Regions from separate parts of the Homo sapiens genome. Here regions 2 and 3 are each linked to region 1. Evidence: chromatin loops called from intact Hi-C (ENCODE). Cell type or tissue: heart left ventricle. All regions are shown on one strand.

The links. A loop is a pair of places that touch in the nucleus more often than their neighbours do. Peaks named below come from ENCODE experiments on the same cell type or tissue, not always from the same donor. Only the 100,000 strongest peaks of a DNase experiment are listed, where the experiment ranks them.
Region 2: a loop joins it to region 1, with 2.3 times the contacts of the local background. A loop is called at or near these places in 19 of 110 quality-filtered maps.
Region 3: it touches region 1 in a loop (3-fold over the local background); 33 of 110 quality-filtered maps call a loop at or near these places.

What each region holds. Positions count from the first base shown.
Region 1 is chr6:5,469,905-5,472,404 of GRCh38, forward strand. All of the region lies in intron 4 of FARS2 (phenylalanyl-tRNA synthetase 2, mitochondrial), which reads left to right. Among named protein-coding and RNA genes, the nearest start is that of FARS2-AS1, 13 kb to the left of the region's middle. In heart left ventricle, a CTCF peak has its summit at 1,236 (motif pointing right); a DNase peak (open chromatin) is centred at 1,237.
Region 2 is chr6:5,988,483-5,990,982 of GRCh38, forward strand. It overlaps LOC105374898 (a long non-coding RNA gene), which reads left to right and starts at 2,404. Exons shown (of 2, transcript XR_926413.4): 1 at 2,404-2,500. In heart left ventricle, no CTCF peak of the experiment used is centred here; a DNase peak (open chromatin) is centred at 1,113; H3K27me3 peaks cover 943 bases.
Region 3 is chr6:5,994,717-5,997,216 of GRCh38, forward strand. It overlaps LOC105374898 (a long non-coding RNA gene), which reads left to right. Exons shown (of 2, transcript XR_926413.4): 1 at 1-1,049. Among named protein-coding and RNA genes, the nearest start is that of NRN1, 11 kb to the right of the region's middle. In heart left ventricle, a CTCF peak has its summit at 1,509; DNase peaks (open chromatin) are centred at 1,665 and 2,235; H3K4me3 peaks cover 1,592 bases; H3K27ac peaks cover 1,211 bases; H3K27me3 peaks cover 2,500 bases.

The DNA.
Region 1 (2,500 bases):
TACACAAGATACTTACCTCTCTGAGTCTCATTCTTCTCATCTCAAAAATAGGAATAATACTGGTACTGACCTTGAAGAGTTGTAAAAATTAAAAAGTGATGGATGCAGAGCACTTAGAATAGTTTCTGACACAATAAAACTTCAATGAGTAGTAGACTTCATTATTATCTATTTTATTATTAATATTATTGTTCACAACACCATTCCAAAAGGAGTTAATTTTTGATAAAGAAGCAGAATTTCTTTAATACAGTTGGCCCTCCATACCTGCAGGTTCTGCATCCGCAGACTCAACCAAGTGTGGATCAAAAATATTCAGGAAAAAAAATGCAAGTAAAAAACAATACAGTATAGCAACTATTTACATAGCATTTACATGGTATTATGTTTTATAAGTAGACGTAGAGATGATTTAAAGTGTACAAGAGAATGCGCATAGATTATATGCAAATACTATGCCATTTTATATGAGGGACTTGAGCATCTTCAGGTTTTGGTATTTGCAGGGTGTCCTGGAACCAGTCCCCTGCAGATATTGAGGGATGACTATACACTACCCAATTTCAGCTCTACACCAAACTCGTATTTCCAGATGTATACATGTTAAGTATCATCATTACATAATGGAAAAAAGAATAAGAGTAATATTCAGATCATTTTATTTTCTCCTCTGTAATTTTTTATTAGAATAACTAGTAACTATATGTAAGGCTCAAAGTGGATTTGTTCCGTATAGTTTGTGTAGTTCTGTATAGCGCATGGGACTGGGTTTGTTGCTACTAAACTGAAAAACAAAGTTGGAATCTAAGTCCTGTGTTTATTAAAAATTCCAAGAAAAACAAGGCTTTCTTTTTCATCTAACTTTTCTAGAAAATAGACAAATCAATGAGATCCTATAAGTATCATTGTCCTGGAAGAAGGTGAGTGGAAAGTAAAGAGACTCAATTTTTTTATCTTTTTAATATGTGTTCATGATACAAAATTGAGCACTCTGAATTTTCGCAGACCTTTCTCCCTTTGCTGTATTAACCTCAAGTACCTTTGAATAGTCTTGGTACAGGTATATTCTATTTATAACAGCCAGTCTATTATCTGGTTCTCTTCCTCTTCCTGTGTTCCTTTCTTCCTGCTCTTACTGATCAGAAAAGGCTTTCTAAGCTAGAGTGTGAGAGTTACATGTTAACAATAAGTGAACCCCACTGAGGGGTTTCAGCCACTGAGAGACTGACCCAGAAGCAGCAGTAGAGGGCGCTCGGCCCCTCATTTCATAATAGTGGAGCCTGCACCAAACGTCTTTCATTTGAGGAGCTAAAAATGAATTGCACGTATTAATTAAGTCTTGCCGAGGCCTTGTTAGTGATCCGGTGCTAAGCGCCTAAAATAAGTAGATCTTATTTTAATCTTGGGGAAACTGGGTATAAGAGGGAATTTCCTGAGACTCCATAGCAAGAGTCAGAATTTCAGCAAAAACCCAGGAATCCTTCTCTTACCTTTTCTTGCTCTGGCTAATATCCCAACTAGCCCTTCATTTACGAAGAACCAAAGGGAAACTCCAGGACTTTTAATTTCCTCTTGAATAATTCCTTTAATGAAGGACATATGAGATTTTTGCTTGAAGTAAATGTTACCAGCAACACTGTACCACCTATTTTAAAATTAATCCCTTTTGTTAGATAGCTATTCTAGTGGCTCTTTGCTTTTAACCAACAAAGGCCCTTAAGAAAAGGAAAATGAAAAATAAATAGCAGTCCTGGAATCCTATTGCCTAGTGTAGGCAGATCATATTCTGTATGATCTTGTTGGCTCATATTATGTGGTGATTAGAGCTGGGCTTCAATCAGCTGGATGATTCCCCAAGGCAGGGTCTTGTCCCACCAGTGCACATGGTGCGCCCCGTCTGACACCAGGGCGACTTGAGAATTGAGCCCAGGGAAGCTGCAGTGTGGTGCAGCAGATGCGTACTGGTGGTTGCCATGGAGATCGCTAATACTGCTGAAACCCAAAGAAAGGGCATTTGCCACAGCTCAGGAGCCTGCCTGAAAATGAATGAGAAACAAGTGGAATTCAGAATAGTCCCCCAGCTCCTTATCCCACATGGAGTTTTAATTTCCTTTTCTCCTCCTCTTCCTCTTCCTTTTTCAAAGAATAGATTGAAAACAAGGCTGTGTTATAAAGCATGCTCAGCCCCCTCCGACCTCATTGCTGCCTGACATATCCCTGGAATAGATGTATATTAATGACGACGCATGACTAATAGGATTGGGGCTGGGGGCTGGTGTAGTGGTGCTTCTGGAGCCTGTGGGCCGCATGTCACTGGGGTTTAGCAGGCACGCTGGGATTTGTCTGCAGCATATGCGCTGCTGTTAATGATTGAAAAATTACCACAACAATTAGTCATGGATCGCTGAAGGCAGGGCCCCCAAATGTGATGGACAATGTGATTAAATCCATGTATGTGACAATTAACTCTCCTGCAGGTTTATCCACCAAGGAGGGTGCC
Region 2 (2,500 bases), 520 kb after region 1:
CACCATTTTTTCATTCTCTCTTATCTGCATTGCCATGGATGTGTCTGTTCCTTTGTTTCTAACCATTGGTAGGTACTCCATGACATGCAGCCAACAATTTTATGCCTCTACTCACCAGGAATACACACGCATGCTGCCTAGGAGGAGTTTCTGAGGGAGAAAAGGCATTAGCAAGAAGTAGCCCAGAGAAGTGTTGGCATTAGCAACACCTTTATTTATTTTAAAGTTAGAACATGCAACTACATATGTGTGAGGTGGTAAGGACTGGAAATGTTCTTTACTCAATAATCATCTGTGCCAGGCACAGTGCCAGATACTGTGGGAGGTTCAAAGATGGGTGAGACATAGTCCCTGACCTCAAGGAACGTATGGTTTAAAGACAAAACGGATCAGCAGTTCTCTAATTGGGATACAAAATTAAGAACAACAAGAGGTTATTGAGGGCCATCCCAATAATTCTGACCAGGGGATCAGGGAAGTGTTCATGCAAGGTTGAGCCTGAGAAGGATCTTGAAGGAATAGGACATGCAAGGGTGGATGGGAGGCGCTGGGGTGGAAGTGCAATACATTTTAGCCTGGAAGAACTAAATAAGCAAAGGCATCGAATAGAGGAGGGGTTGCATAGGTTGAAGGAGCAAGAAGGAAGTCAGTACGGCTGTAGCACGTGCGTGGGAAACATAGAGGGCTGTGGTTGGGGAGAAGGCTGGCAAGATGAGATGGGACCAGATCCTGGTGAATCTTCGGTGTCACGCAGGGAGTCAGAGTCACTCAGCAATGATTCAGCAATGGGAAGGAAATGAAGGTTCTTAAAGGAGGGAAACGACATTTTCACACCCATGTGGAAATGGGAGAATTAATACCAGAGACACTGAGACCAAAATGTGTGTCTCTGGTTGAAGAAATTATGACTATTTTACATTTTTCCCCTTTGAGTCACCTGCAGTTTCTAATTTTCCCATAGTGAATGTGGACATGTGGTGAAAATTTAAAAATAGAATACATAAAATAGTGTTTAAAGGGTAAGATACACATGGGGGAAAAGGAGGAGGCCAATGAGAGTGGAGTGTCTGCCATTGGTAAGGAGGAACCTGGCTCTGGAGGCCACAGGCTGGAGGCCAGCCAGGAGGAAGCTGGCAAAAAGGGGAAGGAGAGGATTTCATTCATATAGTCTCCCAATATCTGCTGAGTGTTTGCCTTGGGCTGGGCACTGTTCTAGGAACTTACAATCATGTATTTGTGAAATGGCTGAGAAATGGAGAAACAGCTGCGTGCAGTAAAAGGATGGACAGGGAAGGCCTTTTTTTTTTTTTTAGGCTATAAGAGATTTGAGTGTGTTTGTAAGCTCAGGGGAAGGAGCATGTGGAGAATGAAACACAAAATGTCAAAACCAATGGAAAAGATAAAAGATGAGGTCCAAGAGCCAATCAGAAGGAATAAGGTCAGGTTTGCAAATGCAGTGTGTATGTGTGTGTGTGTATGTATCTGTGTCCCAGAAAATATCTAAATTAGAGAATATATGAACATCTGTATAAATGTGTACACATGAGCACATTTTGGATTTGAATTTATAGTGACTCCTGAAGATAAAGATTTGGGCAGAATTGGAGGCATTTTTCTCTGCCATCTACAAAAGTGTCCAAGGGCTATTCAGAAATAGGAAACAATATACCACAACCCCAATAAACAAAGCAAGTGAGGAAATGCAGTTTTCCCCATGTTATGTTCCAAAGAGCAGAAAATATTACAAGAGGATGGGAGAAGAATGGTTACACAGGAAAACACGCTGCACAAAGGGTGCAGTGCAACAGGTGGAAGGTGTGCGTGATACCAACATGACTGCCAGGCCGGCTGAGAGTATACAAGCCTCTGGGAGACCTGGCTGCCACATGGCTGGACCATCATGTCTCTGGACAGGGATTGATGGATGTGCCTCCCATGTGCTTTGATGTTCCTTATCCCCTTCAAAGTTGCCTGTTTTGAAGAATTTGTGTTTGGCCAGAGTTAAATGACCCACTTTGCTTGGGATTTCTCTCCCTGCCTCAGTGAGAGCGCAATCCAACTTGTTTCAGGTGACACCCTGAGGAGACAAGCAGAGGACTTTGAGGACTATGAAAGCCATTTTTTATAGTCACTTGCTGAAGCTCAGCTGACCCTCCCAGGAAATGGAAAGATTGAGGCAGGCCCAGGCACTGCAGTCTGTGGCAACCGGGTCAGGAAGGCGCGCTGAAGTTAATTATCCAGCCTGGCATCCCCACAAGCTTGCTTGTTTGGTGTTGCTTCTTTCTTAATCAAGAAGAGACTCCCATGGTGGTGTCTTAATGTAAACAAAGCAATTTGTGACTTGATTAACAAATCAAGGATGGACAAACATGTCCTTTTCTCCCTTCTCCTCTTTACTAGGGACTTGGACTATTTTAAGGAGTGTCTCTCGATGTGAAAGGCAGTGGCTGCCTGAGGTTTGTCTGGTTTGGTGTCTTCCTGTGTTTCTCCCTTCTTACCA
Region 3 (2,500 bases), 520 kb after region 1:
GGGGTGCGGTGTCTTCCGGAGCCCTAAGCTGGCGTCCTCAGCCGCTCCTTTCCGTTCCTACCCCCCACCCCCAGCTCACCACTTCGTTTTCACGTCTGGGAGGGGAGCGGGGGGCGGTGATGGGGAGGAGACCAACGCTTTGATTTCCCCTGGTAGGTGTTCTGAGTGGCTAGGGATCCTTCCCTCGCGTGCCCCTGGGTCGGGGCGGTAGACAGCTCCAGAGGATGGACGGCCAGCGTGAAAGCTAGAGCTCGTGTATTGTAGGGAAAAGTGGGGGTGGCGGGGAGATAATGGTTGAATACCTTCCTGATATTTGAGGGAGAATTCGGCAAGGGGGAAATCTCTGGCTCCATCTTTGGCTGACTCATCGGATTTCCTGGGGTGGGCTCCGGGAGAAGGCTCGGGGCTGGCGCTCCTGCCTCGGTCCGTCCAGCACCAAGACGCCAGGTTCCCGGCGGCCCTGGCCCTCTGGGGGTACTGATTACAGTGGAAAGATCTCTGCGTCCGCAGAAGGAGAATTTGTGTCAAGGTTCTTGTGCGCCTTTTCTTCTCTGGGGGTTCTGAATGAAAATAAGTCCCAAGGTCATCTTTGTCCCTTAGCTCTTGCCCAGAGCTCTATCTGCGTCTCCAAGCTTCTCCATCATCTCCTTTTGTGTTTCAGGTGATCGCCCACCTTTCTTCCCTTCTAACCCTACTTCCGGATCTTTTTCCCCCTCGTTTCTCCCCGTGTCCCCCATTTTCCACGCTCGAGTCCTTTTTCTCGTGCCAGTTTCCTCCCTCCGTCCGATTTCCTTTCCCACGGGCCCTGGAGTTCCTCGGGCCCAGGCAGGGCTCTGGAACTGGCCTGACATGTTCATAATAAGGATTGTCAGACACGGTACTCAAGTGAACTACCTTGTCTTGAACTTACTAGGACAGAGGATGTGATAAAGGAGGTCCTTCTCTAATCCCAACAGCTCCTCAAAGGCTCGAAGCCAGCCTGAGTGGGCCACTTGAAGAGCCACGGGCTGTGGGAAGATACGGAGAGGCTACTCCGACGTGGGGAGGAGGTAGGTATGACGATGTCCTCTGTGCCTGAAGCCCACTCCGTCCCACTCCCAATACTCCCACCATCTCATCAGTGGGGCATGCTCGCCCTGGTTAATGTCATCTCCCTGAACTGCCAACGAGGCTAGCAGCTTTGCTGCTTAAAACCGGTAACATCAACCAACATATGGAGATGTCATCATGATTAAACGGCAAATTATAGCCGAAGACGGCGCGATAATAATCTAAACAATCACCACAAGAAGAAACGTTCTCTAACGCTCCAGTTGCGGAAGCCTGCGTTTCCAAGACTCGCGGCCCTGCGTTCCCAGGGATATCTCCGTGCTCACGTGAGCGTGGTCCTCGGCTTGGGACAGACAAGGGAGCCCCAGACAGGACGATAAGGTTTGGAGATTCCCAGGGCGATCTGGGACTCCGTGGCGTGGGGGCTTGGAAGCGCGTGGAGGGGCTGAGAGAGGGGAGAGGGCGCCCTTCCTCTAGGGCGGCCCCGTCTGGGAAGCAGTTGGAACAGCAGTAGGAGCCAGGGGTTCCTAGAGAAGAACCCTGTTAGGAGAGCAGACCAGCCCGCGCTCCCAGTCCCCGCCCCCTCGCCCCTTCTGCCCCGCCCTTAGCCTGCCTCTTCCTAGATCTTCCAGGACATTGATTTCCGAGTAGGAAGCCCGCGCTGCTAGGGGAGGGGCGTCCTCTGTGGGTCGTGGGGGGGTTTCCCTTCTCTCCACAGTCGGAGCAGAAGGGCGCCTGCCTTTTATTTTGACAAGCAATGGGCTTAGTTGTGAGCACTTGTTTGCCCCCAATATGTAGAGGAAAAGATACTGATAGGAGGCGGCGTGCTACGATGGCAAAAATGGAGAAGACCCTCCCTCTTTATCCTGGTTCTCCTCCTTGTTAAATAGATTCGTATTTAAGATAGGCACAGACATTCTAATTTGAATTCCAGGGGTTGAACTCCAGTTAGAATCATCCTATTTATACGCAGACCGAAAATAACCATTGAAACGAAACCAACAAAATGCAACTATTTTCCAAAACCCCGAGCGTTTGCTGGTGGGTGACCACCCCGCGCAGGTAGCGCGGATCTGCTTTGGTTTTGACTGAGAACCCGGGTTTTGACTGAGACCTCCGTCGGGAGGAGGGGACTGGGTGGGAGTTAGCGGGCGAAACGATTCCCCGGAGTGGCCCCGAGCGGCGCGTGCGTGAACGCGCGGCCGTAATATATGCTGCCATTAAGAATCCGTGCAGCTTCCAGCGCTCCGGGCGCAGGGACGCATGTGTTGCTGGAATTCAATCCGTGGGGGGAATGCAGATTGGGCTGCGACTCACTGGGTTTGATTTATGAACTGTTACACTAGCAATTGTTTACACATTGCATTTCAGAGCCCGGGCCCACCCTCCCCGCAGCGGGCGGCGGGCTTCGTGCGGGAACCTGCTGCAGCCCCCTTGGTCTCTCTCCATC